Linked DNA regions of Homo sapiens: all the other regions are linked to region 1. Evidence: chromatin loops called from intact Hi-C (ENCODE). Cell type or tissue: endothelial cell of umbilical vein. All regions are shown on one strand. Links, peaks and the distances in the headings refer to the core of each region. The heading gives the core; the rest is flanking DNA.

The links. A loop is a pair of places that touch in the nucleus more often than their neighbours do. Peaks named below come from ENCODE experiments on the same cell type or tissue, not always from the same donor. Only the 100,000 strongest peaks of a DNase experiment are listed, where the experiment ranks them.
Region 2: a loop joins it to region 1, with 15 times the contacts of the local background. A loop is called at or near these places in 24 of 110 quality-filtered maps.
Region 3: it touches region 1 in a loop (6-fold over the local background); 6 of 110 quality-filtered maps call a loop at or near these places.

What each region holds. Positions count from the first base shown.
Region 1 is chr2:139,786,712-139,798,001 of GRCh38, forward strand. No RefSeq gene overlaps it. Among named protein-coding and RNA genes, the nearest start is that of LINC01853, 330 kb to the right of the region's middle. RefSeq lists an enhancer at 2,390-2,890. In endothelial cell of umbilical vein, for the core only: no CTCF peak of the experiment used is centred there; a DNase peak (open chromatin) is centred at 4,330.
Region 2 is chr2:140,857,726-140,869,015 of GRCh38, forward strand. It overlaps LRP1B (LDL receptor related protein 1B), which reads right to left. Exons shown (of 91, transcript NM_018557.3): 26 at 10,374-10,538; 27 at 9,865-10,109. Among named protein-coding and RNA genes, the nearest start is that of MIR7157, 280 kb to the left of the region's middle. In endothelial cell of umbilical vein, for the core only: a CTCF peak has its summit at 6,197 (motif pointing left); a DNase peak (open chromatin) is centred at 6,206.
Region 3 is chr2:139,942,338-139,953,627 of GRCh38, forward strand. No RefSeq gene overlaps it. Among named protein-coding and RNA genes, the nearest start is that of LINC01853, 170 kb to the right of the region's middle. In endothelial cell of umbilical vein, for the core only: a CTCF peak has its summit at 4,556 (motif pointing left); no DNase peak of the experiment used is centred there.

The DNA of each region.
Region 1 (11,290 bases), core at 1,045-9,044:
GATGCTACATCTGATCTATCTGTAATATGTAAAAAACTGACAGAAAGGAATTTCATTAGCAGTGTAAGTAAAAGGGCATTTTGAGTGTTTTAAGTGCTATAACCTAGGATTGAGAAAAGCAAAGCCATGCCCTCAATGTGCTAAGACTGCACAATACAAAGATGAATGGCTCTACAGTCACAAAGACTATATGACAAGACGGCTAGAGAATTTAGCAATTATGATGAAATGATCATAGCAGAGAGGCAAACCCTATTCCTTAGCTACCACTGCCTTATATTTAGAAGGACAATTTCACAGAACATTTTATAACATGATCTGGAAAATTATGGCCAGTGAGCTATTCCTTAGTTATCACTGCCTTATATTTAGAAGAATCGTTTCATAGAACATTCTATAAGATAATTTGGAAAACTATGGCCAGTGAGCCAAATCGGGCATGCTGCCTGTTGCTGTAAATAAAGTCTTATTGGGACATAGTCAGGTTCATTTCATTATGTATTTCTATGATTGCTTTCACCCTACATCAGCAGAGTTGAGTAGTTACAGAAGAAACTATATGGCCCCAAATATTTACTATCTGTTTCTTTACAAAAAGTTTGATGACCCTGTTCTTGACCATTGTCTTCTTGATGTAATTAGAGATCTCCCAGAAGTTGAGAAGGAAATCTGATTGAACCATTAAACCTACACATGTAGTCATAGCCCTGAGTGCTGACAAATGGAGCAATGCCAAATTATTTATTTCAATTGCTTGTGTAACATAGTACTTCTCAAATGTTAATATGAAGATCAATGATGAAGACTAAAAGTAAACATGAAATTTTCCTTAAGGAGGAGGTCACTGCCTACTCTGCTTCCACTTTTTAGAGTGTCTCCTTGAGAACACAATAGACCTGATTAAAAGGCTTCATCTTTTGATTTTACAATGCAAGTTTGTGAGCCTTCCGACTCTTGAAACTGTGAACACTTACCTCCAGAACTAGCTTAGGGGCTTACAACAGGCATAGATGAGACAGTCTTATCTCTCAAAGAAGTAAGATAAGTTTTAATTGTTTGCATCTAGACTCTGAATAGACTTGTGTGAAATTCTGTCCAGGCTTTGTAGTTACTTTCCCATTACCTTACATGCACAGGACTCTGATAATGTTTACCCAATATTCATGTTGTATTATCTGTCTGTCTCCTCTTCTACATTAGTATGGAGCGGTCTTTTGATAGTAGAACTTTTATTTTTCTCACAGAAGGAATCTAACTAAAATGCAGATTCTTCCTTGCAACAGTGTGGCTCCCAAGATTCTGCGCCAAGGTGACAACTGATACTGATGTTCCACGACCACACCTTTGAGTTACTAAATGCAAATAGAAAAAAATATATATTTTAGATTGCTAAAATTAAATGAAATTTACCTTTTGAAACCCTCATTTCCATTCATGGTCACTTGCAATTTAAAATGTACTCTCCTTTGGGTAATGACTGAGTCAAATGCGTAGCTCTCCTTCTCTTTCTCTTTCCTGGGGTGGTTTCAGTCGTGAGGTGATAGGGGAAACGTCCACGTGGCTCAGGTCTCATTTGTGTGCCTTTTCTCTGTGTCCTGATGGCATCTGCTTTGCTTTCCCCATGTTCTCATCAGCGTGGGCTTCTGTCTCTGAGTCTGTGACCTTCACAGCATGGTCAGTTGCTAGGACCATCTCATCTAAATCCTTCTTGTCTCAGGCTCAGAACCTTTGTTTCATCTGACTTTCCTCAGGACTTCTGAACCTCATGAAATCCATAGCTGTTTACCCTCCATGATCCTAATGTCTCTTAACTTTAGCAAGCTTCTCTTGGAACTAACAAACTTGTCCTGCCTGGCTAGAGCTTCATGACTTCTTCAAAATCCTCATAGTTTCCTAGACTATGATGAGGATGAATGGGGGCTGTAAGGGAAAACTCTGCTGCCCCCAAGTCCTTCTAAGCCTATCTTTGGTTTTATCTTCTACAGTTTCTACTGCCCCTCCCCTGAGACTCACTTAGGATACAGTCATGACTTGTAGTCCTGTCAGAGAAATTCACGCACCCTTAAGGTCTCTGTCTTTATTTAAAATTTGGATACTTCATTTGTCGTGGATTTTTTTGAAACATTGCATTAAAATATTACTTATCTTGATTACTGAATTTTTTGGTACCCCTTAAATGTAGCACCCAAGACAAGTGCCTTTCTTGCCTACTGCCAGCAAGCTCGCTTCTTCCAATGTTCTCCAGTCTTCTCCATAACCTTTGAATTATAACCTCATTTGAGTGGGAAACCAGCACTTAAATTATCATTTGTCATCATTACCTACATTTGCTTGTGGATGATCTTACTGCTTTGCTCCCTTTGGAGCTTGGCTTTCTGACTCTCAAGATCCTTTATCTCTTTCAGAAAACGAACAAACAAAAAAATACCTGGCACATTAAATGTATTGACTTTTATAACTATTGTTTTCTGCCACAAGTTTTTCTAAATAAATATATTTGGCGGCTCAATTGACTTTGTTTATTGATTGATCTATTAATTTATCAATTGCCAGTCACAGCCACTCTCTCCCCAAAGGAAACACATATATAAAGCAATGATTTTTTTCCCAGTGAATAAAAATGAGTTAATATTTTAAAATATTATCCTGCAATAGTTGTAATAATAACTAAGATAAGACTAGACTAAGTAGAAAATTAGTTGGCCAGTATTTAGCTTCTACAATGGAGATAAACAGATAATAAAGTAACTTATTTTTTTTTTTTTTGAGATGGAGTCTACCTCTGTGCCCAGGCTGGAGTGCAGTGGTGCGATCTCGGCTCACTGCAAGCTCCGCCTCCCGGGTTCATGCCATTCTCCTGCCTCAGCCTCTCCGAGTAGCTGGGACCACAGGCGCCCGCCACCACGCCCGGGTAAATTTTTGTATTTTTAGTAGAGACGAGGTTTCACGTGGTCTCGACCTCGTGATCTGCCCGCCTATGGCTTCCCAAAGTGCTGGGATTACAAGTGTGAGTCACCGCTCCCAGCCAAAGAAACTTTTTAAAAAGACAAGAGGATAAGGAATGACCAACTTGACTATAAGCTCCTCTGAAGTCCGGGATTGGGTTTCATATAGTTTGGCAGAAAGAGGAGAGGTAACTAATATCTAGTAAATAAGTGTGGAATCATAGTTGATATTTCAATTATCCCATTGTTTATTTCCTGCTCAGTATGTTTCTTGGCATCTCAAATAAATTGAACAGAATAAGAAAATCAATTGCGAGAATACATGTTTTCTCCAAGCATTTATTTTATGCAAAGGTCATTGGCTATTTATAAATACGAAATTTAAAAAAAATTTTAAGTGAGGCATTTCAATTCGGGTTTCCTTTTGGAATCAAAGGTGAAGTAGAATGGAAGTGGGAGGAAAGGGAACAGAGGCCAGATAGAGAAAATAAACCTTGTGAATTGATTTAGAAAAGAGATAATAAACCGGACAGAGAGCATAAAATTCCTGCTGTCTATAGAATAGCTGGCTGCCAGCTCCAGAGGAAGAAAGAGCAATGTGCAGCCAGCAATAGATGTGTGGGAGGCAAGACAGCTCTTTGGGAGTTATGAGGTTAAGGAAATAACTGTGTTTGAGGCAGAATGACAAGTGACCTCTTGCTCATTGAAAGAAATCAGCATGAAGGAGGGTTGGAGAATGTCCTGAATTCCCCTCTATGTTCTTCAAATAGCTAGTGGCTTATTGTTATGAGAGCCCTGAGACGTACTTTCAATGATCATTTATACAGACAGTTGAGTTTTTTAATGAAATACCATGACTCCTTTGGGAGAAGGACTTGAGGACAGAGAACAGGCAAGACTACAAGCAACTCCCACTATAAGAAGTGTTCCCTGAGAGCGGACTGGCACTCGGTGCAGAAACGGAGCACTTAGGCTTACATCATGATGCCAGGCTGAGAGATAGGGATTTCCTTAGGGTATTTTGAGTCTACGTCTTGCACCCCTACCCTTCATCTAAATGAATATAAAATAAGTTGACACTGGAGAACTAAAATAATAATGATGATAATAAAGACATTGTCTTTCCTATGGATTTCAGAATGATCTTATAGTCTTTCTTAATGAAAAAGATTAATTCACTATGTGTATTTAATGTGACTATGCCCTGATGTGATTACTTTTGTTTTTGTACTTTAGGTGAGAATTTTCACATTTTTCATTTACTTTGAGTCACATTATTAAATGACTTAGAGCACTTCCTCCATCTCTACCATCTTCATCATTTCCTTAACATGATGAATGAATTCAGATTCAGACAGTAGATGGTGCTATTATTTCAAAGACCATACAGTACATAAGACTTCCAGATTTTCTTAAGACTGCAAGAGACAAGGGAAAGAAAAGAAGAAACTTGACTGACATCATTTTCTGGTTTACAAAGGTTATGGAGTGGGAAGTTATTTTTTGTAGTGACCTACTCTGTCCCTTTTGGGGATAAAATAACAGTCAAAGTTTTCTTTAGTAATTAATAAACTCTGACTCCCTAGAACAGAAAAAACAACCACATTTAATTTTCTCCTTGAAGCAGCAACAGTCACAGATGCTGTTGCTCATACTGACTACCATTATGGACAGAAAGCAATTCACAAGCGTTCAGCAATGCAGAAGATATTAAAATGTAAAACACATGAATGTGAAGTTTCCTCAAAAATACCGAATAAAAGGTTTTCCTAATATAAAGCAATTTATATGTAAAACATCTGTAATCACAAAGCACCTTAAATATAATATTCAAATGCAAGCAATAAAAACCCTGTATCTGATGATGATAAATCAACATATTAAAAGCTTTCCTCTCCTGGCAGCAGATGCTCTTTGAAAGGGAATTGGTAACAGATGTATACCATAGAGGGGGTTCAAGCAGTGGTGACACAGGCAAGGGGCTGCATGGAGCCAAAGCTACAGTTAGATCATAGAACCTGCAGCTAAAGCACAATTGCTGTCGAGGTTCCTAAAGAGCAACACTACAAGTTGTCTCTTTAAAACCCCATTACTCAAACTTAATAGCCATTGATGGAAACACTTTACCTGACTCCGTGGCAAAGGCTTAGGTTCTTCTCATTTTTCATGCCCAAGCAAAACATATGGTGATAGGCAGACTTGAGAGTGAACCAAATTTTCTACCTAAATTTGCGACCCCAAGCACCTAAGTGCAATGAAACATTTGAACTAAATGAGTGGTGATATGGCGAAAGTGATGGCAAATGCCGACATCTGAAGCATCTGGATAATTAATTATGTCATTTTTAATTTGTATGCTTTTTGCATGAGAAGACCAGCTGTAGTTTCAAACATTCATTTCTAAGAAATACCAAACAGTGTTTTAAATGTTTTTTTAAACCCTTAAGCTCCCGATAAAATAATTTTGAATTAGAAAATGGCTTTTAATTGTTTAGTGTTTTTTATTACTTCAGCATTGCTAATATCACTTTGCTCATTCCATGACTCCTAATTGTGACTATTATGGAGGTGGGGGATGGCAGGGAAGAAATTTTTGCCTCACCTATTGCTGGGGTTGTGGCTGAGAACCCTATAACAGAAGACAACTTAAAAGGAGACAAGTTTACAAGTTTATTTAAGGTAAGTTGTACATAACACATGAGCCTTCAGAAATGAAGACCCAGAGAAAGAGAAGAAACCATTTTTATGCTTAGGTTTAATGAAGAGTGGACAGCTGTAGGGAGGTATGATTGGAAAAGGGGGTATAGTCTAATGGTAATTAACTAGGGCAAACTTAGGATGGCCTGTTTGTTCAGTTTTTTCTCTATGTCCCTGTGTCTTCAGAGATAAAGATGTTCATTTTCTTTAGGTATAGGGAGGGCACCTCTTGAATGAGAATCTTGACTTGCTTCAGGGGAAGGTCAGAAAATTCTTCCTAGGTTTCATGACCTGATTCTAGGGAGAAAGGTAGAGGGCAGTGAAAATGATCCTCCTGCTTCTGCTGTTTTATCAAACATCAAGGTGCCAATATTTTGGATTTGGCTTGTTCTGAACCCCATCACTATTATATTAATAGAATTGCATGAGTAATGTCAAAAATAAATACTATGCAATTTTTAGTAGGTTCTTTGAAAAGACTTGCTAATGCTGCATTTATTTCATACTATAACACATTTTTCTCCATGATTATCTATATGTGGCACTTTAAAGCATGGGCTCAAATTCTTGGGTATTCCTATCATTGAAAGATGATGTCTATGTCCCCTTCCCTTGAATCTGGGTGAGTGTTTGATGGAGACAATGGAGAAGAAATAATGCTGCTTGCCTTTGACATCTGAGGCAAGGTCAGAAGAGGCCTTGCAACTTTGACCTAGATCTCTCAGAATGCTCACTCACTCTCCACAGGTTTCCTCTGGATAGTGTCTTCCTCAGAATCCATATGCCACATTCTGAGAAGACCAACCTACATGAGGAGGTCCTGCCTCAATTAGGTGACCTGGTCCATAGTCCCAGCTGTCTCCAGCCTTCAGGTCATCCCCGCCCAGGTACCAGAATGAGAGAAAAACTTCCAAATAATTCCACTACCCAAATGTTGTCACCTGAGCTGTTCAAATCATCCAAGCTAAGGCCCCATTGTACCTTTTTTGAATACATGACTCATGACATCACCGAGCGTAATATGTGTGGATGGGCTTGTTACTTAGCAATAGAAAACTGGAACACTGTAGTTGGTTTATAAATAGCAGCAACATTGTTACTTGTAAATTGTGAAGATATTCAGGTGAGTTTGCTTAGTTTTAGGCATTTTCAATATTCCAAGTGTCTTCTAACTGGTTTCCTTGCTTTGATTCTCCCCTCCCTCCAACCAACCAAATGACATAACTGACATATATATCCCCAACACATCACTCTGCCTTTGCCCTACCACAAAATACTATTGTGATTTCCCTCTGCCTCCAGTCCACACTTCTTAGCTGGATATTTACTGACCTGCATTTTCTGTCATGTACTTATACACATTTATTTCCAACTACTTCTACAAATTGCTTACTAAATCCCATGAATTTCATGTGAAAAGAAGAACAAGACCCTCTAGGGTTTCTTTCAAAGTACATGTCCATTCAGGCAAGTCCACTTCAAACCCAAGCACGCCCTGGAGGATAATGATTTTATGGCTTTATGTTTGTCCATGGGTTTATGGCCCATCTTTAAAACATAGTGAAGGACATGAGATTTAATTAAGAACTGTAAATGTTCATGTTATACATGTCGTTTCTCAATATCTTAGCTTTTTCTATTTTCGCTATGTAGGATTCTGTCTTCTGGTGTTTCCTCCTCAATCAGGTTCTTTTCCTTTCAAGTAGCATTTACATTCTTTCTCTCTAGATGGTCTTCCTAGCGTTAGAGAAGACTGTTTTCAGATATCATGTACTGACCACTCATTAAACACCAGGCATTTTGCTTCCTTCTTTACTTACATTATGTCATGTATTCATGGCACTTTTTCAAATGCTTTCTAAACCAATCATTTGGCAATAACCATATCTCACTCCTCTCTGTTTCTCTTTTTTACTGTTTTTGTTTTCTGGAATGTACAATATGACCCTGCAGGGACAAGGATTTTGCTTTTTAAATTTTCTTTGGTGTTTCCAGGATATTTATACAATGAAATTAACATAGTGCGTGGCCAATAACAATTTGTAAGGAAAAATCCACCTAAAATAAATTTCTCAGTATTAGTATTTAGTCTATTAGATTCTAGATGTCTTCAAATATTGGCTTCTTTCATCATATAAATCAGGTGCTTAAATGGTATAATGAGATTTAATTTTGTTAGCAATTTTGTAATTCCACTGAGGCCATTTCCAAACACAAGTTATTCTCGGGGGGCTGTTCTTACATGATGAATTAGTTATACATTTTCTTAGGATGAAACATAAGAACATTATATATTTCTTAACTTCTACTGAAGTGAATGAATTTCTACAGGGCTTTGTTTCTTGAACCTAACTATCCTACTTCATGCCAGTGATAATACATACTTTAAATGAAGAATTATCTCTTCCACAATACATTTACAGAAATATCCAATAAACCTTCATATTCATGATGTTTTTCAGAAAGAAATTTGGTAAGAAATTTTAAATTTTCTATTGTTAGCAAGATTTTCACTCAATGTTTCTGTTTAAAGAGCATTAAAACTGGATAAATCTCATTAATTTCAGAAAATAGTGTGTATCTTTCAAACAGTAGCATATTACTTTAATATGTTAAATTTCCTCACTCTTTCTATTTCAGTTTTTCGTTTAACACTTAATGCCACAAATCCACACACAAAAATATGTTTTTCATATTTTTACATCACCAGTTCAATGAAATATTGCCTTATGCCATTAAGGCATTCTCATGAGTTCTGTGAGAGACAAGAGACAAATACCTTCTTGGCTATAGGTGTGTTGAGAAAACTTTTTTGGAATTTTAACTTTGTTGCAGATATAAAAAAAAACAGAATGCACTGGACAAACAAGATGATTTTACTCAGGCTATAGCAAAAGAAAAAACATTCATTAATAAGAAATATCTCAAAACAAAGGGGATTCAGGGTTTGATAGAGGCTGAGAAGAAACTCATTTGAATCATGTGGGAACCATCAGGAAGAACGGGGGTGGGTTTTTTCTGAGTCATTGAGGAAGGGTAGAGGTGGGTTTTATCTGGGAATATCCAAGGACAAGGGTGACAAGGGATGGGAGAATATGAGGAGAAGAGAATGTAGGCAACTAGGAAGGAAATCCAACCACTTTGTGGTAGAAAACAAAAGCTCTAACCCTGGGTTAAATGCCATAGTGACAAATATTGTCTGGAGAAAGAAGCAATTTTTTGGATGAATTAGAGACTGCGGAGAATGTGCTTCTAATTTTTTAGCTTCCTTTACTTCACTGGCAATCCCCTAACTCCCACTTGAGGATATAGGGTTATGGTTCTGTTAGAACATAAAAGACCCCAGAAATAAGAAGTAGAACAACAACATAATCAAGAGAAGAAATGACATAGGAGGGTTTTGAAAATGTCCTTTGAAAATGACTGTGTTGGAAATTGTTATTAAACTTTTTATAAACAAGATTAGAACTATAAAAAAATAAATGGAAACATGATTCTGCCCTTAAAGTACGAATAAAGGTTTTAATGTAATTTCCAGAAAACATAGTCCGTACACTGATTATTCCCCAAGCTCTCTTTTAACATAGCAATGAAATAAGAGATCACACAGAACTCTACTTAATACCAGCTACCCTTGCATTACTTATAGCTAAATGCTAATTAGTAAGGCCTCCAGACTACCAATAAAGAGAATCTGCTTCACAAAACCTGTGGATTTTCATTTGTTCTTGCGGAAAGCAAATGAGAAATGGAACTCAACTTCAGGCACTTGCCCATTTCCACTGTCACCAATATTCTGAGTCAAAGGGCCAAATGGTGATTTATTTAAGAAGACAAACTACGAATAAGTATGACAGAGTAGTTACCTGCCATTGTGTAAGTGTGCAAAACACTGGGAGAGTATATAAGACCATGTAATAAATGTTTCTTGCTGTATATGCATTTTTAACTTAGCTAATTATTCTTCCCCCTTTTAAAAACACTTTATTATTTTAATTACACCTTTCTCACTGATTCCCTCCCACTCTCTCTTTTGCTCTCTCTCTCACACACCCACCCCACACACATATGCACACACAACTTGACTAAATGTCTCCAAGACTCTTCCAAAGACCAACTTATTCATTAATGTCTCTAAGACTCTTACTAAGACCAACTTATTCATAAATGTCTCCAAGACTCTTACTAAGACCAACTTATTCATTATAGCTTCATCTTCACATCTAACTTACCATGGATGAGGCAATTGAACTATATACTAATGAAATGCCTTGTGCAAGATAACTGGGTGACACATCTAAAGCTAGAACCCAGAGTTATAAACTACTACTGTTAAGTAAAAAAGATAAAATGCAACACATTAAAGGAATGCTTGACAGAAGAAAGCTACAAATGGCACACAACCTCCATCAATGGAAGTAAAATTTAGTAAAAGGAATCATCTATTTGCTATTTACTGTTAAGTGTAACTCCCTCATAATGATGGAAACACAATGGCCAGTGAGGACATTTCCAGCTGTGTTGACTATTTTTACTTATTATTTGTAATATTAATTTACTATTTTAATATGAAAGTACTATTTATATCTGTGTGATTTATATGAAACATAAATACAGCAGAGTTATTTCTGATGAAACATAAGATGGATTGGGATTTAATGGCAGAATACAACTTTGCTCTGTCAGAGTACACTGTGTTGCAGCATATATTTACTACCATTTCAAACTTCAATTCTGTTTTAAAATGTAAAAGTACTTTCTTTTTCATGTATAATTTAAGTTGTATAGTCAGGAAATTTTATTATTATGTTAAATATATTTCAGATCTAGAAATATAGACATATTTTATTGCAGACATACACATAAGTTTTGTTCCCTGAAACTTCCACATTAATTTCTCAAAATTAACACAATTGAAAAAACTATTCGTGATGAATTGTTAATTGTAGTAATATAAGATTCCAGGTAAAGATTAAATATAACCATTTTTACAGTGCTTTTAAAATCATAACTGTGCCACTGGCAACTAATTCCTACCATGGATCTTTGTTATCTTAACAAGAAGCCATGCTTCCACTGTTCCAAATCTATTTGGAAAACATAAATATTTTTAAATTTATTTAATTTCATTTAATACAATATGCACTATGACAGGGTCCAAAGTGTGCGAATGCCAAAAAGGGATATAACTAGGTTTTGGACATTCAGGAAGATGTGATAATTAACAAATGATGGGGATAGCTAAGGGAATAAAATCATATGAGAAAATGACATAAATGAAATCAGTGAGATGGGAAAGCAGATGAAATATTTAAGGAATAGTAACTGCAGGGTATGATGATTACCTTTAGTGGGAAGGCTTTTGGTGACCTGATAAGAGAGAACCTTAAATGCCAGGCAAATATTTTGAGTACCACTCTCTGTGAAATAGAAGACAGTGCAGGCATTTGAAGAAGGAAACTGTCAACTTCATTCTGTTTAAGAAGAGAAATGTGATGGCTATATGAATCATAGATTAGAAAACATGAGATTGGAAGTAAGTGCAGGAATTAGGAAACTATTACAATAGTCCTGGCACACAGGTTGGGACCGCTGGTTCAGAAGCATTGGCAATAGAAGAGAGATCACAAAAATAAGAGGTAAGAAAA
Region 2 (11,290 bases), core at 1,393-9,392, 1.1 Mb after region 1:
TCTACAGAGAGAGTTTTTAAAAACCACAAAAAACATTTCTATCTGTATGCAGCTTTTGGTGTAAAAGGATGAAAATATATATGCAATATAATGTTACATTTATAGGGGAAATGTGTCTTAAAATACCAACTAACTTTCAGTCGTTCTAAAGAGATGACATGTCTATCTGGTATCTTAATTTATTCTCTGTTAATGTCACTTGTTACATGCTTTGAAAGAAAAAAAAACATATCAGGGAAGTTTCTATTTTTACAATGATTCTATATTCACAATATTTTAAAAAACCATCTAGGACAGTGGTTCTCAATCCTTGGAGATGGTGGTGATTTTGCCTCCCAAGAAACATTTGGGAATAAATTGAGACATTTTTGGTTGTTATGACTTGGAGTACTGTTGGCATCTTAGTGAACAGAGGTGAAGGATCTAATAAACATTGTACAATTCACAGGAAGTGTAGCTGAGAACTATCTAGCCCACAACTAGCAAAGAATTATCTGGCCCAAAATATGTAATGTGCAGACACTGAGAAGCCCTGATTTTGGAGTAGAACTAGGGATTCTGCATTTTAAAATAGGATACATGTTAGATCACATAAATCTCATACCGATAGTATATAAATATATGAAATAAAGAGATGCTAGATACGAGTTAACAGTGAGGAGAACAATACAATGTATTATGTATGTATGTATGTATGTACGTGTATAACCTCTATCCTACATTATCAACTCTGCTAAAAAAATTATTTTATATATAATATATATTTTATATATATGGAGAGAGAGAGAGAGAGAGAGAGAGAGAAAGGAAAGAGAAAGAGAAATTTAATTTATATGACAAGTAGTTAGATCTTTCTTTTTCTTTTTAAGTTCCAGGGTACATGTGTAGGATGTGCAGGTTTGTTACATAGGTAAACATGTGCCATGGTGGTTTGCTGCACAGATCAACCCATCACCTAGGTTTTAAACCTAGTATCCATTAGCGATTTTTCCTGATGCTCTCTCTCCCCTATCCCCACCCCTCGACAGGCCCCAGTGTGTGTTGTTCCCCACCATGTGTCCATGTGTTCTCAATGTTCAGCTCCCACTTATAAGTGCGAATATGTGGTGTTTAGTTTTCTGTTCCTGCTTTAGTTTGCTGAGAATAATGGCTTCCAGCTCCATCCATGTCCCTGCAGAGAGCATAATCTCATTCCTTTTTATGGCTGCATAGTATTCCATGGTGTATATGTACCACATTATCTTTATCCAGCCTAGTTAGATTTTCTTTTTTTCTGAAAATACAGGGTTTCACCATGTTGCCCAGGCTGCTCTTGAACTTGTGAGCTCAAGTGATTTGCCTGCTTCGGCCTCCCAAAGTGCTGGGTTTACCAGTGTCAGCCATCGGGACTGGCCTAGATCTTAATATAGTAAATTGTGGAAGCAAATAATTTAAGCAACCTGCAAGTATTTGAGATTCACCTCCACCATGCTGCAACATGTTTTTGAGGGTATTTCTTTTTGACAAAAAAGAAAAAAAAAACCTTTTATTAATCATGTGAAAAGTATTCCCCATAATTCTAATTGAAAATATTAATAGTCCTATATGAAATCCCTCATCCTTCAGGTTTTGTAAGTGATACTTTGTCCTCTAAGGAGTGAATTAGTGAGGGAGTATCAATAATATTCTTAAAATATAACATTTTTTATTGTGAAATAAGCTTATCCTGTTTTCTTATAGATGTTGTCAAGAAAAGTTTAATTTTCTATAGACATATTTTTCTGATGCAATTGGAGGCACTTAAATCATTTCGATGTTAAACTACTTTTTGAGAAACAGCTTGCAATTTTCCTATAATGGACAGTGGGATTTTAAAAAAAATGATTTTAAAAGTTAAAGAAATAATTTATTTTATTATATTATGCTAGAAAATGTGCCAAGTGTTTTATAAGCATTATTTTATTTATTCCTCTTAATGGTAACCTTTGTTTATGAAAATAAATTGCCTGGCCGTGTGCGGTGGCTCCCGACTGTAATCCTAGCACTTTGGGAGGCCGAGGTGGGCGGATCATGAGGTCAGGAGATCGAGACCATCCTGGCTAACACGGTGAAACCCCATCTCTACTAAAAATACAAAAAAATTAGCCGAGTGTGGCGGCGGACACCTGTAGTCCCAGCTACTCGGGAGGCTGAGGCAGGAGAATGGTGTGAACCCGGGAGGCGGAGCTTGCAGTGAGCGGAGATCGCACCCCTGCACTCCAGCCTGGGTGAAAGAGCGAGACTCCATCTCAAAAAATAAATAATAAATAAAAATTAAAAAAAAATTGCCTTCATTTTGCAAAGGCTAAACTTAACTTTGAGAAGGTAAAAAAGACTCAGTCAAGATCACACAAGTATTAAAAGGAGAACAGAAAGATTCAGGTTCCAGAGTCCAGGTTTTAACTACTACAGTACACAACCTCTCTATGTGAAGCAATTCATTCTGATTTATTCACTCGTTCATTCATGGGCCAATTGATGGATGTCTTATAAAACAGGGATGTGAAATGGAGACTGAGTTAGAGTATAACTGGTATGATTACATTTGATCTAATTATTGTTGTAACTGTGGAGAAACCTCTCAATGTCTTACTCATTCTCTCTTTTTCTGGGTTTTGATTCTTTTTTAAAAGGAAGTCATATTATTATCTAAAACAGTTTGTATATTTACTAGTTGCTATGTTTTCAAAATAAAATTTAAAAGGAGCAGTTGAGTCAGTAGCCTGACTTTGAAAGTAAACTAAAATGTTCCTGCAAAAATAGTACTATTTTTATCAACAAACATTTAAGACCCCTTTAAACCAAGTTCTGTTTACATGAAAAATAAGTTTCTACAAAAAGAGAAAAACATAATTGGTGAAAATCTAACAGATAAAGGGTTTGCAGCACTCTGTAATTAAAATAACAATCACATTCTTGAAAGATTTTTTTTTTTTAATTCCAATTAGAGCAGCTAAGGAAAGAAACACAAAAGAAAACAGAAAAACCCAGGGTGGTAGATTCTTGCTGGGTTTATGAGAAAATTTAACCCTGCACCTGGAGTGGTGATGAAGAAAACACCTTTGGGCTGAGTGAGGACACAGAGAAAAATGACATGGTAGATGGGTGGTAGAGAAGAAGCATACAAAAGAAGAGTTAGATTTCACTTTCTCCATGGTTACAGACAACTCCCTTACAGGGTGGGGGAGGAGAGTTTGGCGGCAATGTGTAAAACGAAGTAAGAGAATTGTGCATCTATCTATCTATCTATCTATCTATCTATCTATCTATCTATCTATCTATCTAATTTATCTAATTTATCTATTTAAGTTATTTAACAAACACTTTTAAAGTGCTTAGTACTTGCCAGGTATCTTCTAACTGCCTAAAAGAGACTAATGTGGCCGGGCGCAGTGGCTCACGCCTGTAATCCCAGAACTTTGGGAAGCCGAGGAGGGCAGATCACCTGAGGTCAGGAGATCAATATCAGCCTAGCCAACATGGGGAAACCTCATCTCTACTAAAATTACAAAAATTAGCTGGACAAGGTGGCACGTGACTGTAATCCAAGCTACTTGGGAGGCAGAGGCTGGAGAATCGCTTGAACCTGGGAGGCGGAGGTTGCAGTGAGCCAAGATCGTGCCACTGCACTCCAGCCTGAGAGACAGAGTGAGATTCCATCTCAAAAAACAAAGAGAAAGACTGATGTATTTAATCTTTATAACAATTCCATTTTACAGATTTACAAACAAGCAAACAAACAAATACTAATGTAGAGAAACAAACTAATACTAATGCACAAGAAGTCAGGATTTGACAAATTTGGAATTTGAACCCAAGCAATCTGGCTCTAGACTAAGCTGATTGCTATGAAGGTATTTTTTTTGGAATTTACTGTTTGACTGAACAATCTAGTTCTATTTAGTAAATTATATTTTGTAGTAAAAAGAGTTGAAAGTTATACTAATAGCTAATGTCAGACCTATTTAGGATCACGAGGACATATGCAAACAAACCCACTGAAATTGCTCTCACTAAAATTATCACTGACCTTTTTCCAGGTTGCCAAATCCAATGAATGCATTTATGTCTTTATTTTTATTGGCTTTTCTACAAAAGCAAATACTGTTGGCTAGTGTTAGCTTGAAACTGTTCCTTTTGTGTGTGTGTGTGCGCATGCACACGCTTTCTCTTTTTGTCCTGAAATCTGTTGGTGCCCTTTTTCTGAGCATTCTTCTTTGCCTTCCTTTTTAGTGTTGCAGTTTCCAAGGCTCTATCATTGCCCTTTTTCATTTTCTGTAATACTCTTAAGAAATCTTATCTACATTTTGCCTTCAATCTACAATTGAATAACTATGAAAGTTCTAGTTTTAGACCAAAGCTTCCTTCCTTTTTAGCCTTAAATATTCAACTGTATCCCAGAAGTATCTCAAATTCAGCACATTTCAAAGTTTAATTTTTCAGATAATCCTTTAAGTGAAGTGTCTGCAAATGATGGCCTAAAGGCTAATACTGGCCGGTGAGCAACTTGTTTGTACGGTTGGAAAAAAAAACCAAATGAAGAATACTATTTCATGGCACATAAAACTTGTATGAAATTCAAATTTCAGTGTCCAGAAATTAAGTTTTATTGGCACACAGCCACACTTATTCATTTCCCATATGACTGCTTTCACATTACAACTGCAGCAGAGTAACTGCAACAGAGAACACATGGCCCACAAGTCCTCAAATATTCATTATTATTATTTGGCCTTTCACAGAATACATTTGCTGACCCTCTCTCTTAAAGCCATCCCATATTCTTCCTCCTTTCCCCAGGTTTCCCACTCAAATCTCTATCACCACTTTTTAATGATTTCAACTCTAAGTATATCTCATCAGAGACCATTTCACCTACAAGCATCTCCCAGATTTTGGCATCAGCCACCTCCTGATCTACTGAAGTAGCTTCCTGTAATGGTTATCTTTATATGTAAATTTGACTAGTCTAGAGAATGTCTAGATAGCTGGTAAAATGTTATTTCTGGGTGTGTTTCTGGAAGAGATGAGTATATGAATTAGTATACTGGGTTAGAAGTTTCCTGCCCTTGCCATTACAGGGAAGCATCATCCAATCTGTTGAAGGCCGAAATAGAATAAAAAGGTAGAGGAAAGGCAAGTTTGTTTCCTGTTTGAGCTACGACATATATCTTATCCTACACTCCATAATTGGCACTCCTGGTTCCTGGGCCTGTGAACTCCTGGACCTGGACTTATGCCATTATCCACCTACCCTTCCTGGTTTTTAGGCCTTCAGATTTGGATTGAGTTACACCACTGGTTTTCCTGGTTCTCCTGTTTGCCTACAGTAGGTTGTGGAACTTCTTGGCCTCCATAAGCATATGAGTTACTTTCTAAAATCAATCTCTCTATCTCTGTGTGTCTGTGTGTGTGTATATATATATATGTGTTACACACACACACATATATATTCTATACATACATACACACACATATACACTTCAATCCTGTCTCTCCAATCAATCCTTTACAAATTTCTATCATGCAAATCTGTTCTTTTTACTCCTTTGACCATTTTTTAAAAAATTGTTTCTCTCCTTTTCTTAGAGGAATGGTTCTGAAGGCAGCATCATATCCCCTGGGAATTTGTTAAAGATGCAAAATGTCAAACCCCACCTAAGACCTACTGAATCAGAATCTCTGGGTAACGCCCCCCAATATGTGTTTTAATAAGCCCTCCATTAATTTTAATGCACACTTATGTTTAACATCATTGGAACCATTTATCCCAGAGGAAAAAACTGTGTATTTCTTTGTGGGGATATTATTTGAGTGTGAGCATGATCTGACCCCTGCCCAATCTTGTCTCTGATTTATTCTTTCCTCACTTGCTGCTTCGATCTGCAAATGTGAAAATGCAACCCCTCCAAGTTAGTAATTTGCCTCAGGTAACATGGCTAGTGACTGACATGAGGGAAGAATTAAACTTAGCTAATCCCAAGGTTTGTTTCGTTTTTAGTACCACACCCTGCTACTTTTAAATTTCATTTACTATACTCTTACATTCAAAATCCATCTATCATAACAATGATTGTATCTATCCTAATTGTTAATTTAGTCTGTTCCTCCTCTTAGACTATAAACTCCAGGAAGGTAAGGAAGTTTGTCCAAGGAGAATGTCAAGAAAACATGACTCTCTACTGCCATCTGGTGATATGATGCAACAATTCCAAGAGGAATATATGTGCATTTAATGTCTTCTGCTTGCAGAATGCAGTGAGTAAAACAAAAGCTTGGCTTCAGACTTCTGTTCAGATAACAGAACGATTATCCCCTGGCTGTTAGACCTTGAGCAATTTACTTAGTATTTCTCTGTCTTAGGTTCCTCATCTGTGAAACTGGATGGCTAACAATTTTTCTCACGGAAATGCAATGATAATCAAGTTAGCTGCTATTATAATTATCGATATTGTTATCAAGGACTTAGCTAGACTCTATAGTTGACACAAAGAAATAAATGAAACACTGTTCCTTAAATATTTTATAATCTAGGCGAGTAGGTAAGACAGAGTTAGGAAATGATTAATGAATAAATAAATAAATAACCATACAAGCTTTAAATGCTGAGTCCTTATGGTGTTAACTATGAATGTAGAGGAGGTAAAATTTGAGCTAGTATAAGAATTTATAATTGGTATGTGTGAGAAGGAGTCTTAGATGGAGAATTGTTCCTGCAAGTCTTTGCACACATTGAGACTAACAACTGTAAAGTACTAATAAAAATGATATAAGTGCACATTTATATTACAAAGTCATAATCACAAAACCATTTTTATTTAATGCTTCATTATATAATCCCAGATCTCATTATCCAAAGAAAAACTAACACATGACCCAAAAAGTGTTTATTGTAAATGAGTGTTATTGTTGCTATTATTTTTTAATATACCTGAAACTTAATTAATAGTTGTATTTTACTGATAAAAATATAGTTAGATTAGATGGCTTCGTGAATTATATATTTTTAACTTAAAGAAAAACCTACATTGTGTTAAATGGTGATTAAACTCAACGTTTACAAGATCCTATGATTTAGATACATTATCTCCAGTTTGAAAAAGCAGATACAGAGAAGTTAAATAACTTGCCAATAATGTCCAATAACACATTAATAGCTGAGACTCATGAATCTGAAATAAAACTATGCTAATGATGAAGGGTACATCACGCAATTAATAAATCATATGTTTAGGATTTGAACCCAGGCCATGCCATTAATTCTAAGCTTGGCTCCCTCATGCTGTAAATTTTTCTAATTAATATTTAAAATACCCACTACTGCTCCTTCATATTGCATATGTTTAAGCTGTGGTTTGTTTCTTCCTAATCCCATATAACAACAACATTAAAAACCAAAGAGATCTAAAATATATTTCTAAAATATTCTGCTTAAATATCCAATAACCAATTTGGAACTTTGTGTGCATAATGAATGCTTACTTGTAAGAAAACTGGTGCTGAAACTTTTATTAATTTCCTACTTGGAGGATTAGATAATGGCAAATAGTATTTGTAACCTTTATTTCTTTAATTTGTGAAAGATATATTTCAATTTTATAGTACTGAATGTCATGTATTTTTTAAATTTATTATTTGTTTCATGAACATCATGTTATTATTCACCAGAATACGGGCTATTATTATTGTATTTGTGTTAATGCTGAGCCTTTGTCACCATTTTCATTTTAATTCTATCCTCGGTAATAAAATAGTCGATATGTTCCTGCATCTTTTTTCCCTAGCAGTGGAAGTGTTACTTCACTGAAGCAGATAAACAGGACAGATAATGATTATTATATGCTCAGTGATCCTTATAATGGGGAAAGGTAGAATGTTCTCTGATCACTCTCAAAATTGCAAACTGACTGAATTTCATTTAGGAAATAGCAAGTTCTTTTCATAGGTGATATTCTCTAAATGTATTTAAAGACTAGAATATTTGCCCTGAATCCTGGGAAAATATGTTAAATTACATCCACATAGTAAAATCTTGCTTATTTTATGTAAAGAGGAAAAATCATATATAAATCATATTTTGAGTTAAGGAAAGATGTCAAGGATGCCTCCCCCCACCAAAAAATGACAATGAATGTCTCGTTTCTTTCCTATATATGCATAAATATCAGGAAAGCTTGAGAGTATCGTGGTTCTTCCTGTTCTATGAATTTACTAAGGGTCATGCCAATGCAGGCGAATTAGACAGTGCAGTTAGTAAATGAAGGAGAAGGACATTGATCCTATTTTGGGTGAGGAGGAATGATGCAATACATAGATGATGCAATACATAGATGAAGGCCATTTTTCATGGTCCAGTTCATTTAGATTGCACTGAACATACAAATTATTATTACTACAAAATGCCAAACAATCTGAGGGACAAAAATACAGTTGTGTAAATAATTTTGCACTTGAAATAATCAAAACCATTCATATCTTATAAGTGCTTGTCATCTACAGTGTTTGCTTACAGCTAAGCATTCCTCTGTTGAAGGAAATTCTAGAGAAGCGTATTTTTTCATTATACTAGTGGCACATTGCTGGTCAGAATAATAACTTCTTGCCTTATTTAAATTTAATCAAATTCAATATATCTACTAAATCATTATTAAATGCAAAAATGACTAATCTATATACTTTTTTCTATAATGTCCTCATGCTTTTTAGCTTATAAGGTGAAAGAAGTCAAGAGTAGAAGAAAAAAATTAAAGTTATTGCTCACCTATGTAAGCAGTAGATATAGAAACCATATGTATAGAAACTCCCATGTAGCAAAGAAGGATCAATTATGTAAGAAAATAGAAACTGAGAAATTGAGAGTATCTGGGAAAATAACTAGATTCAATCAGATTGTCAGAGAAAGGACACAGAAAATTTTGCAGATGAGATTTTGGTAGAATAAATAGTATCAAGGGAGAATGAACGCAACACACTGAAGAAAGACAAAGGAGAGCCATGTGATATTGTCAACCAGAGAGGTAATTGGTTTTAGTCAAGTCTAAAAGATACTATAATACAAATTTTAAAAATAAGGCTCGATGTGTGGAACAAATGCCCTACATGCCAATGAGTTAGAAGGTCTGCTTATTCCACACTGAAAAAGAAAGAGAAGGAGAAGATGCAAGAGAGAGCTTGTCATCTAAGAATCATGAATCTAAAATGAAAACATGCTAATAAAGGGGTCATTGTTTGCATTCAAATGAGATTTCCAAGGGTTATATCACATATAATGAGGAAAAAGTATAAAAGGATGAGCTGACGTTACACCAAATGGGATACCTCATGGTATCCCAGTGGGGCAAAAAGTGAGAATTAGGATAGGAACACTTGGCAAACATTGAGTGGAGGAAACACAATCACAAAACCAAGATGGGGTTCACTGTTGAACCAAAAGGTGAAATACGGAATACATGGGGAGAGGTAGCACATATGGGCCTGTGAACTCACTTCTCCTAAAATAGAGGAACTCAGGCAAATGGTTCACCCTTTCTCATGTACCACCCCCTCTCTTCCCAATATGCTACATGGTAATAATCTAAAAATTAGGGGATTTAGTTTAAAATAAATATACAGGGGCATCTTAGGAATTAAGATGCCCCTAAATATTTATATGTAAATAAAATAAAAAGGGAAAGAGAAAAAAATTCTAAACCAGTTAAAATAAAGGTTGAAACCACTTCCCTCATAGAGTATGCGTAAAATGTCAATAACTTTTAACTTATAGAAGTTATTTTATACTTCAAATATTATATGATTAAGATGATAATACTTTCTGGGTGGTTAATCCATAAGTGAACAAGCACTTACCCTGTGGCTGGCGACTGGGATGGTATATCTGAAGGTCAAATGGCTGTGCACTGGTTTTCTGAATCACACTGACATTCTGCCCTGTCCACTTATTGGCTTTGGACAATGTGTTGGTCCTCCAGTCTGTCCAGTAGACTTCACTCCCATATAGAGACACAGCAAAGGGATGGGAAAGGTATTCATGACCTCGGATGATTTCTATCATGTTTGTTCCATCATAGAGGGCTGAATAAATAGCATCTGACCTACAGAAAGATAAATACATGAGTAGTTTGTCAAAACTCATTCAACTAGTCCAGAGACATAATCATGTAACTCAGCTAAATGACAAAAAAGGTATTTTATAAATATTTTTATGGGTCTGTATCTGATTTGGGGCAAGCAAAAAAAAAATACACCTCCAATTTTAATATATGTATACATGATACTGACATGTTAGGACACTTTCCAATGTTGTAAATATTATCTAAGTAAAAAAAAAAATACAGAAAAGAGATGATTTTTTAAACCTGGCGTCTGTCCACACTATCCTTTTCTCAAAGTGGTCCACAGTTAGTCCATTAGGCCAAGCCCCAGTTTTCATGTCTTTATAGATGGTTTTTCTCCCAGCACCACTCATAGAGGCAGATTCAATGCGAGGAAAATTTGCATCCCAGTCTGTCCAGAAAAGAATTCTAAAAAAAAAAAAAAAAAAAGAAATAATACTATTGTTTCAGTCATTCATTTCACAGATATTTATTGAGTGCCTACCATATGCTAGGCACTGGATAGGTGATAAGTCACAAGAGAAACAGATGTATTATCTATCCTCGTGGGGCTTATGGTCCAGTGGAGGAGCCAGACTAAATAAGTGCATAAATATATAATTATGACTCATAAAATATTTTGAAAAAAATTGCTATGAGAGAGAATAGCAGGTGACTGACCTACTTAGAGAAGGTGATCAGAAAAAAGCACTTTGAGGAGTGATATTTATACTAAAACTGAAGAATGAGGAGAGCAGTATAAAGAGCATGGCAAGTAGAATAAACAACATATGCTAAGGCCCTAACAGGGAAAAGAATGTGGGCTATTTGAGGAACAGAAATAAGGCCAATGTATTAGAAGCATAGTGAGTGAGGAAGAGAGGGGAGGAATAGGATGACAAATAGGTGATCTTATGGGTCTTGTAGGGTAAGAGAATTATTCTGGATTTTATATTAAGGGAATAAGAAGTGCATAGGCCTTTGGTGGCTTTTAAGTAGAGGAGAAATGTTATTCTCTATGTATAGTAAATATATACAGACATAGTGACAGCGACAGGAGACAGACAAATTCCCAAGCAGCCAGAAATGGGTCCCCGGTAAAACTGAACCTTCAAGCCAGGGCAGTCTAAAGCCTGAAAACCAGGCTACCAGTTCTGGGTCGAATCCATGAACCAGAGTAA
Region 3 (11,290 bases), core at 1,531-9,530, 160 kb after region 1:
GTCACTAATAAAAAAATCTGAACCATATAAACAAATATTTACAAGATTCATATTAAAATTCTAAGCCAATAAATGGACAGATTTACAACAGAATAATTATAAATTGATGTAAGTTTAAGTATATTTTCTCTACTTTGTATCATATTTCTCCTCAATGTACAGCATAAATTATCTCTGAAATCATAATATTTTTCTGGGTGCCACATCAAATCAAACTTTAAATCAAAATTTAGATGCAACTATCTCTCAACTCCCTTCAATCTTACTCTAGCTGACCACTGCCACTCATCTGGTAAATTTAAGAAATAAATAAATTTTAGGATCATATTTGATATGGTTTGGCTGTATCCCCACTCAAATCTCAAACTGTAGCTCTCATAATTCTCACATGTCATGGGAAGGACCCGGTGGGACGTAATTGAATCATGAGGGTGTGTCTTTCCTATGCTATTCTCAAGATAATGAATAAATCTTGTGAGATCTGATAGTTTTATAAAAGGGAGTTCCCCTGCACATGCTCTCTCTCTTGCCTACTGCCATGTAAGACGGGCCTTGCTCCTCATTCACCTTCCACCATAATTGTGAGGCCTCGCCAGCCATCAGGAACTGTGAATCCATTAAACCTCTTCTTCTTTATGAATTACTCAGTCTCGGGTATGTCTTTATTAGTAGTGTGAGAATGAACTAATACAGTATTTGACTGAAACAATGAGAAACATAATACTTTGGCTAAAAGTTTGGTTTTATTGGATTGGACATGGGGTGATCCTGGCCATGTGGGTTGCCTATAAGATGAAGGGAGCCAGGACACTCAGGAAGAGAGACCACCCTGCAAAATGAACCCAACTGCCTGGTAATACCTACTACATGACAGGCAAATGGATGAGTCATGTTTTCCCTCATGTGCTGCTTATTTTTCCTAAAATAAAAAGCTGTAGACTATTGCATGGAATGTCCTACATTTATTATTTCTGTAGATACAGCTTTTTAAATCCAACTAATAAAGATAGAGCTATACAATGGGGAAATGATAATCAAAAGCATCAGTTGTTAAAAATAAAAGACTCCAGGTGATTTCCAGTTTGCTACAAGTCAGAAATATGATCAACAACGATAATTCAACATAATCATTAAGAAAAGTCCAGTAGCATGTTCAGAATAAGATGACGAATACTACCTATTGATACCCTGTTCTGTGCTTATTAGAGAGCAACTGAAATATTGTATTCTGTTCTGTAATCCAGGGATTTAGAACAGTTAAAAATAAAAGAAAAGCACTAAAGCAAACAATCTAAATAAATAGCCGCAATAATAAAAACACCAACAAAATAAAACAAAATCAGCGCTCATACATAAAGAGAGAAGACAGATTGACCAAGTGTGGACTGACTGATGAACCTAAGCCTGTCTAACTTGGATTAAAGGGGGCTTAGTGGGGTTACATGGCTCACTTGGGGGGATATAGGTAGTCTTGTGGAAAAGAAAGCTTTTTAATCTAGGGGCTTCCAGAGGGCAGACCTATAAATCTAGTGGGCAAGGTGCACCTGACTTCTCTTCCTTTAAAGTAGTAAAAATTGGTGGAGTAGAGACTAGAATTGGGAGCAAGGTGAGAATCTCAGGAGTATAAAGAGCAATTCCACTGAGGAGCCCCATTTGCTGGAGATACCTCTGCAGGGCTTGAGTGAAAAATAAAAATGGAGTCTTTCAGCCTGCTGGATACAGTCCTCTTAGAAAGGTGGAAGGAGTGAAAGTGCATGTAAACGCCCTTTTCCAGGGCATAATGTTTTCCTTTAGGGGAAGGGTAATGGCAAAGCACATTTTGAAAACATTATGTTGATGTATTTTTTAATGCTATTCCTCAGAAATCATGTTCTCAGATGATTTTTTTGCAATGATAGCCCCAAGGCAAGAGAAGTGGGTGAAATTTCCTTGGGAAGGAGGAGGATATGATGTAAGTGACATCTCAGCCTCACTAGAAAGGAAGTGAAGAGATCACCTCTAACGTCCTGGTAGACTGCAGGAGAGAAGAAGACAGAGAGAAGTAGCGACACTCCTGTATTCTGACCTTTCCTCTGTGAGATAATGTCTTAGAATGAAGGCATATTGGAGAGGCAGAAGATGAGGCCTCAAAATTCATGATCCCACTTCCACTTGTGATTCTAGCAGGAGTCACACTTTGCAGGATACCTCAGCCAAAGGGCCTCATGGCAAGTTAGGGCAGCCCCAACACGGTAATAAGGGTAAGGGGTATTTTTAGGGTAAGGGGTATTTTTAGGTCAAGAGGAAAACCCTGAGCTTTGGTTTGTTTTTAATTGGACTGAGTTTACCAAAATGGAATAAAGTAAATACTTTTCAGCTTTCAGGTGGGTGGGGACAGATGAGGTAATTTAGGGAAGTTATAAGGAAAAAAAGCTGTATAATTATTAAATTTTTTTTGTAATAAAATTATTAACAAATAATTTAAAAAATATTTTTAAATAAAATTATTAAAATAGTTGCTCATCTGAATGTAGCATATTAATTGGCAGACCCATAAATGAGTCGCTAGAGAATCATTAATGAGTTGCACATTAAGTGGGGCTGACGGTTTTCATTTCCTTGGGGTTCCTCAAAAAAAGCAAGACCCTAGTATGTATTTAGAGCACATACTAGCTATGCTAATAAAACCACTATGTAAAAATTTCTACCACTTTTCTTCCTGTATACCTGTCCTTTAGAGGAGGATAATAAAATGACAACATTGATTTTAAACTTATAGATAAAATTGCCTTCCAGACATTCTTTAGCTCTGGTCTTACCAATATTATTTACAATTTGACAGTTTTTCTGCAGCTTCAAAAGCAATGCTCATCTAAAATACCAGCTTGAAAATACCCAGGAAGAAAAATACTGAACCCCTGTGACCACTGTGTTTGCTTCTAGCCAAAAATATGTATCTAGGCAAATAATGGTGAGTGTGAAGTTTGTCATTTGATTCTCTATTCAACACATTTAAACAGTGCCTTATTTATTCATTTGTTTGTTTATTTATTTATTTATTTATTTATTTATTTTTGAGATAGAGTCTCACTCTGTCACCCAGGCTGGAGTGCAGTAGCACAATCTCCGCTCACTGCAACCTCCACCTCCCAGGTTCAAGTGATTCTCCTGCCTCAGCCTCCCGAGTAGCTGGGATTACAGGCACCTGCCACCACGCCTACCTCATTTTTGTACTTTGCATGTTGGCCAGCTGGTCTCAAATTCCTGACCTCAAGTGATCCGACCACCTCATCCCCTCAAAGTGCTGGCATTACAGGCGTGAGCCCCCATGCCCAGCCTAAACAGTACCTTCTTATTTTAATATTCCTTCTTTGTATTTTCTCCTATTGTTCCTATCCATCCAACCCACCACCTTAAATTTTCTCCATCTCACTGGACTGTCTCAAGAAATTTTCAGTTTTAAAGAAATGTAACGTAAGAAATCTGTATTATCCTTCTATTGTTGCCGTAACAAGTAACAACGAACTTAGTAGCTTAAATGCAACAAATCTATTTTCTTAGTTATCTGTGGGTGAGAAATCCAACATGGATCTCACTGGGCTAAAATCAAGGAATCAGCAGGGCTGTTTCTTTTTGGAGAAAAGAATTTTAAGCAAAATTTTTATCTTTGTTAAGTTTGGGTTGTTGGAAGAATTCAGTTCACTTCTTTACTGTCTACAAGCCAAGTCTGTCCCTAGCTTCTAGAGACATCTGCATTCTTTGGCTTGTCACTCTTTTCTTCATCTTCAAGGCCAGCAACCATGGGAAGAGTACCTCCACTCTTCAAATCTTTTCTTTCATCTCACGTCTCTGATTAGCTGGAGTAAGTTCTCTGCTTTTGAGGGTTCTTATGATTTAATTGGGCCTATCGGGATAATTTAGAAAAATCTTCCTGTCTCAGGGTCTGTAACCTTAACCATACTTGCAAAGTCCTTTTGCTATTTACAGTAACACACTCAGAAATTCTGAGGGTTAGGGCATGGACATATTTGGAGAGCCATTATTCTACCTATTATGGGCAGGCAGTGAGATATTGGTGCTTCTTTTTTCTTAGCAGTTAAATGATGGGACTGATTAAGAAAACATTGCATTTCAGTTCAAACTTGCTGCTTTTATAAAATGAAGCTGGTGATAACCTATCTTCCACTGACATTTACGTTTTTTGTTCCTCTTCCTTTAAATGCCTACTCTCAGCCTTTTCAATATGCCAACAAATTAATCTGATAAAACACGTTCACACGTGCATCTTTGTAAAATAAACTAAGAACATCATTTTCCAAAGAAGTTGGTTATTTGTATTTCTTATTTAAATAGTCCTAATTTCATCATCCCATATGTTAATGATTCACTGGATAGTCTCATGTTTAGCATCAGGAGAGGGCTTCCTCAAGTCCAGGCCCTATAACTGACAGATGTCGGAAGCATCCCAATATGTGGAATCATTATTGTTGATTATGAGGAGGATGCTGTCATGTGCCATCAACACCTCTTATCAGAAATGAAGGATTTATATCCGTAACTGCTAGAAATGCTGCTGGAAGACTGCCCTCTGCTGTCAGCCCTCCCTAGGGATTGCCTACCTACCACACTCAAGATGAAAAATTCTTTGGGACAAGTAACATCTAGTCATTGGTCAATTTGAGGTATAGAAGTAAAGCCCCCTTTCCCTAACTCAGGACAACTCTGAAGTCCACTTCAAGCTCCAGAGTTCCTTAGGATGTCAGCTAAGGTCTTTTGGGAGCTACACCATGGCTCTGTTTCTCCCTCTTCTCAATCCTGGTTTCATCCTCTCTCTTCCACAAATGTTGATCCCAAGTGTGTTTCCTTAGGAACTTCCTACATGCTTCCTAAAGCCTAGAGCTTCATTAGCACAAAAGAAGGTTATAGTGATGACTACTGCTATGCATAGAAATTTATGCAAATTAAGGTTACTTCAAGTATTAAAAAATGATGACAATGATGATGGTGATTTTTAGAAAATACGTGGAACTGCAAATCTAATGTTACATAATATATATTTGTAAAATAAAGCAATCTCATGTTTGTGATAAGATATAAGGCATAAACAATGGAATAATTTGTCACAAAAATTTGTTCCATCATTCCTCTCCATAACCTAATGGAACTATGTCGGTGTCTTTTTTTATTAAAATACTCCTTAATGCTTAGTTCAATTGTTAAGGGCCACTTTATAGACAGAAGTCCATTAATTTCCTATTGGTATAAGCTAATATTTAGGAATATATTGGTCAAATATATTTTGACCAGTTTTCTTGGATAATGTAAAAATAAGGTAGGCATTCAACAGAACTAATGCCGGGCTTTTATCCTGCATGAAAGTTTATAAAATTTATCTACTTTTCAACAGAGACATGTTAGCATTCAAATCATGTATCTACAGACATGTATGCTGAGTACAGCATATGGTATTATCATTAAGAAAGAGATATGGAATCCAAGCACTTTGGGAAGCTGAAGCAGGAGGATCACTTGAAGCCAGAACTTCAAGACAAGCTGAGGCAGCAGTGAGACCCCCACCTCTACAAAAATACTTAAATATTAGCAAGGTGTGGTGGTGCACCTGTAGTCGCAGCTACTCAGGAGGGTGAAGGGGGAGGATCTTTTGATCCCAGGAATTGAAGACTGCAGTGAGCTATGATCACTGAAAGAAAGAAAAAGGAAAGGAAAGAAAGCAAGAAGGGAAGAAGGAAGGAAGGAAGGAAGGAAGGAAGGAAGGAAGGAAGGAAGGAAGGAAAGAAGGAAGGAAGGAAGGGAGGGAGGGAGAGAGGGAAAAAAGGAAGAAAGGAAAGAAAGAAAGAGAGAAAGAAAGAAAAAGAAAGAGAGAAAGGGAGAAAGAAAGAAAGAAAGGAAGGAAGGAAGAAAGAAAGAAAGATGGATGAGAGGCACTGCAAAAATCTAGGATACCTTTGCAATTGAGAGACTTATTAAGGAAATGAACTAAGGAAAAAAGAAGAAATAGATGTGGAAAGCATTGAGCAGAATAAACAAGAGGTTTTCCTGACTGAATGGAGGAGGCAAGGTAAAAAGTTCAACATGACTTTGATTTCTGGACATTAATGATTGTTTTTCTTGGGTATAGAGAAGCAGAAATAGAAGAGTAGGAAAAAAGCTATTAAAAATAAAAATTGGTACATTTGATTTTGAATATATTGAGTTACAGATTTAAACAAATTCAGGACTGAAACATGGAAGCTATTTAAATAGTTTAAACAGCATTGTACTTAAGATATTTCAGGCCGGGCGCCGTGGTTCACGCCTGTAATCCCAGCACTTTGGGAGGCCAAGGCGGGCAGATTGCTTGAGCTGAGGAGTTCACGACCAGCCTGGGCAAAGGGGTGAAACCCTGTCTCTACTAAAATACAAAAAATTAGCCAGGCGTGGTGGCATGCGCCTGTAGTCCCAGCTACTTGGGAGGCTGAGGCTGAGTCAGGAGAATTCCTTGAACCCGGGAGGCGGAGATTGCAGGGAGCCGAGATCGCGCCACTGCACTCTAGCCTGGGCGACAGAGTGAGTCTCCATTTCAACAACAACAACAAATTTCATAGAAAAATATGGATTTAAAACAGAAAGAACTAAATGAATTTAGACAGTACAGACAATTTAAATGGAGAAGGATTTTTTCCCCTGAAATTGATTACTAATTGATCCGTGATATTAATTTAATGATTATCAAACATTACTGTAATGTTTTCTTCATTGTAATATAATTACAAACTCAAGTAATATAAATTTACTGTCTTCTCTCAACTATCCTCACAAATAAGAAAAGAAATGGTATAACAAATCCAACAGGGGAAATAATACAAAAAAACAGCTAGTCAAATCATATATATTATAGTATGGGATTGTTATTATTGGATATCATTGCTGTTCTGGGATTGAATTACATGTCAAACAGAAATCAGGAGTCAATAGTGAGGAAGTCACTAAGGGTAAGCTAGTGTACCAGATTCTTGCCATTCAAGCTTTTCTCATAGCCTTTAAGCAATGGGACATAACTAAGTGAATCTGAGCTTTACAGGCCTTCCAGTGTGGAGGGGCTCACGTCATCAGTGGGCAGAAGGGAGGAGGCACAGGGCATCAAAGCACCTGCAACACTAGATGTTTATGATATGTCAATCTTGGTTAGGTTATGACTTTACCTTTCCATTTTCTTGCAACTAAAACATGGGCAAGTAAAATGATTCATTAAAAAATAATGAAATGAAAAGGTTTAACCAATATAATTACACATTTTTTTCTAAGTGATTTCAGACAACTAACTGAATGGCGATGCTACGATTTTAATGTGTGTCTCTTCAAAATTCATACATCGGAACTTCAATCCCCAAGGTGTTGATGTTAAGAGGTGAGGCCATTTAAGGAAGTAATAAAGTTATGAGGACTCTGTCCGCTTGAATGGGACTCATGTCCTTATAAAGAACAGGAGAGAATTAGCTAGGCCTTTCAGTCCTAGTGCTCCTTCCCCACATGAGGACACAGTGTTCACCCACTCTGCAAGATGAAGATGCAGCATCAAGGTGCTATCCATGAAGAACGAGCCCCCAGTAGACACTGAACCTACTGACACCCTTGATCTTGAACTTTCCAACCTCTAGAACTATGAAAAATAAACTTTTAGTATTGATCAATTGTGTAGTCTCTTTTATTATAGCAGTATGAAGGGCTTTAGGGAGCTGCTATTTAAAAATAAGGTTAATTATTTCACTCAAACAGGCTTCAATGACATTTAAAATTACTATATGTATTCAAAAGTAACGGTACTATACTCCTTTAAAGTACTATACATAGTTGTTTAGAAGACAATTTTTATTTTTTTATTTTTATTTATTTATTTTTTTTTTTTGAGAGGGACTCTCGTTCTGTTGCCCAGGCTAGAGTGCAATGACATGATCTCGGCTCATTGCAATAGCTGCCTTCTGAGTTCAAGTGATTCTCCTGCCTCGGGTTCCCAGGTAGCTGGGATTCAGGCATGAGCAAGCATGCCCAGCTAATTTTGTATTTTTGTTAGGGATGGGGTTTTGCTGTGTTGGCCAGGCTGGTCTCAAACTCCTGATCTCAGATGATCCAACCGCCTCGCCTCGGCCTCCCAAAGTGCTGGGATTACAGGCGTGAGGCACTGAGCCCAGCCCCAAGAAAAATACTTTTGACTAATTTCTTAAATCATTTATTTAAGTTTTTAAACATCAATTTTTAACTGGAAGTTATTATACTGAAAATAGATGGCATATTAAAATCTGTTAAAGGCAGTGGGTAACTTTCAATATTTTATCACTAATCAGTTAATGATGCATCAATTAGTGTTCTTCTCTGCTCTCTTCTTTTTATTTCTCTTACTCTCCTGAATAGGTACAAAATTGTTTACATGTGCCTGTAGGCACATACAACACTCCTTGTGTTCACGTGGATGTGAAAACATTAGGCAGGCTGCAGCAATAGCCTTGATCTTATTGTCTTAACAAAGTGACTGTGTAAAATGAAATTTAAAAGGAAAAAGAAAACTTAGGCCTAATCTTTCATTCATTTCTAATTACTCCCTTTCTTCATCTTTTTCCCTCGTGCAAGCCCCCTAAATTTTCCTTAATGTGATCTTCCTAAGAATCAAAATTAATGAAGAAGGCAATTGTAAGACTCTAATTAGAAATTTTCAAAAAATAATTGTTGTAGTTCTTTTTGCATCATTTTTCTTCTATAAACCAGTGTAAAAATCTCAATGATTGATAAAATTTGTCAAGGGTAATCCTTAGATGTGTAATATGTCTCCCCCTTTCCATTTTACATTGCAAACGTTGAAGGCAAGGGATGATTTTATGAGATAAATATGATGTTCTATAAATGAAACTGGTTTTCTCTCTAATAAATTTGTTATAATGCTATTTCATTGTATTAACTCAAGCTTTAGGTTATGTGTTAAAAACAACAAATCCTCTTAAAGTGTCAATTGGTAGCCTTTTCTGATGCAAAAATTTTCACATTCTTCCACTACATTCCCATTGGTTGTATATTGCCTGACTGAAATAATAGGTTGTCTTATTAATTCACTGACATTATTTCAAGTACCTAAGCTTTCCCTAGATTTGAAGAAGTAAATCTTGATTAGACCTGTGCAGACACTGCTGCTACACAATATGTGTTTTTCTTATTTACAAGACTGGCAGCTAGACTACTTTTTCTTGCTCCTTGCATCCATGTGGTGCCATATAACCATTTCTCACCAATAGATTGTGAGTGGAAGTGACATGTGCTATTTTCCGGTTGATGGGGTTAAAACCAGGTGTGCCTTCTCCGTATTCTCTTCTCTTTTTTCCATTTGTCAATTTAAGAGAGAGAAATTTCAAAAATATAGAAGAAAACAAAATCGTAGGCTGGAATAAACCTAAGTTCCTAGATTCTATATAAAACAAAGAGACCTCTCTTTCACACACTATCCCCATTTCTGACCTTCTTGTGAGTGTTGTAAGAAATAAAGTTTTATTACTAAGCCTTGAGATTTGGAGTATTTTTTTAACAACAGTTAGGAAACTCAAAATAATACAAGCATGAGCTGATCTAGTACATAAAATGAGAAAGATCCGGCAGCAGGTAACATTATACTATATTAAGTTGAATGTGTTTAACAAAATAATTTTAAATATGTATGATCTGGCTTTCAAACCCTACTAAGGGCTCTTATTCTGCTATTTACCATTCTTCACCATACAAATTGGGGCTCTTTATTTGCTTTGTATTTTTGCCTATATTTGTATAATTATATTATGACTTCCAAAATTCAAATCAAAAAACAAAGGACTTGATACCATGAAAAAGAAAAAGCTCTTATTGGTTGTAAAGTGGATACTACCAGTGTTTCACCAGTCATTGAATTAACTCAGATTTTTTTTTTAAAGGAGAGTAATTCCATGACATTTTCAGATTACAATCATGCCAAGAAGCATGAGTGACCCAGTTACTGAAATTTATTTTACCTCTGAAATTAATTCAAAAACAGTTATTTCAATATATCAAACATTAATAGTGTCCTGACATTTTTGATAGTAGAAAAAAAGCAAAATTAATATATACCTGATTTCTCAAATGAGTAAAAGCATATTGATTTTTAACAAAATGTTATACCATGTAAAGCCTTAAAATTAAAGGTAATTTTTTAAAATAAAAATTTACACTGAAGCTTCTTCAGTTGCATCAGGCATTGATTATATACAAATAAAATTTTTCTAAATGTTAAAATAGTTTGAGAAAGAGAATAGTCTATCCTTCTCACATTTTTCTAAACTAATGATTTATATTAAATGCAATTAAGTATGTTCTTACGTAGTTCATATGTGATTCACGTATATGGTTTACTTCAATTAGATTTTAAGCTACTTAAGAATACCCTGAATCTAATAGTTTATATTCCCCAAGGCACCAAGAAAAATTCTGGACAAATAATAAGCATAAATTAACAGGCATCTGCTTGTTCTTCTTGCAGAATAGATTACTTCAGGAATTGATTCTCAGTGCCTAGGTTTGGCCACCACTGTGGTTGGGTAAGCAGCCTTGGCAATGCAGCTCAAGATGTTGTCTTCCTACCACCTCTTCAGCAAGAGATAGAACCAACATGGTAGAATGCTATTTTCATAAAGAAAATTGAGACAAAATTAGCCAGTGTTGGCAAGTTTTCCATGTAGACACAACTTAATTAAAAAAAACCATTTGCGCATAACATTGAGAGTAGTATTGGTAGAACTTATTTCCCAGATTTTATATCTTTAACCTTTTAAAATACTATGCTTAGCCATGGAAATATGGACTTTATTAATATAAAATTGAATAAGTAAAAATTCTTGTTTTTTCATAAATAGTAAAGTCTAGACAATTCTATACATTGTGAGATTTTATAAATACTTTTAAACTTTTCTCCAGATATTTATGTTTTTTGTCTACCTGGAAAAAATACCATTAGCAAGATTCATGTCATTCTACAGCATCTCTACTGTCACTCTTTCTTTAATCCTCATTATCTTCTTATTGTCTGTAAAATCCTAAAATTCAAAAGGATGTCAAACCATAGAGACTACAAGTTTACTATTAAAAAAATGACCACTGACAAGATTATTGCTGAGAATAAATTAATATTACCACCTTAAAGAGAAATCGTTGTATCATTAATAATACAATTTAACTAATTCTCTTAATCTTACATTTACATAGGAGTCATTTAGATTTACACAATCATATAAATTAAAAAAGTTTTATTCAAAAACTAATA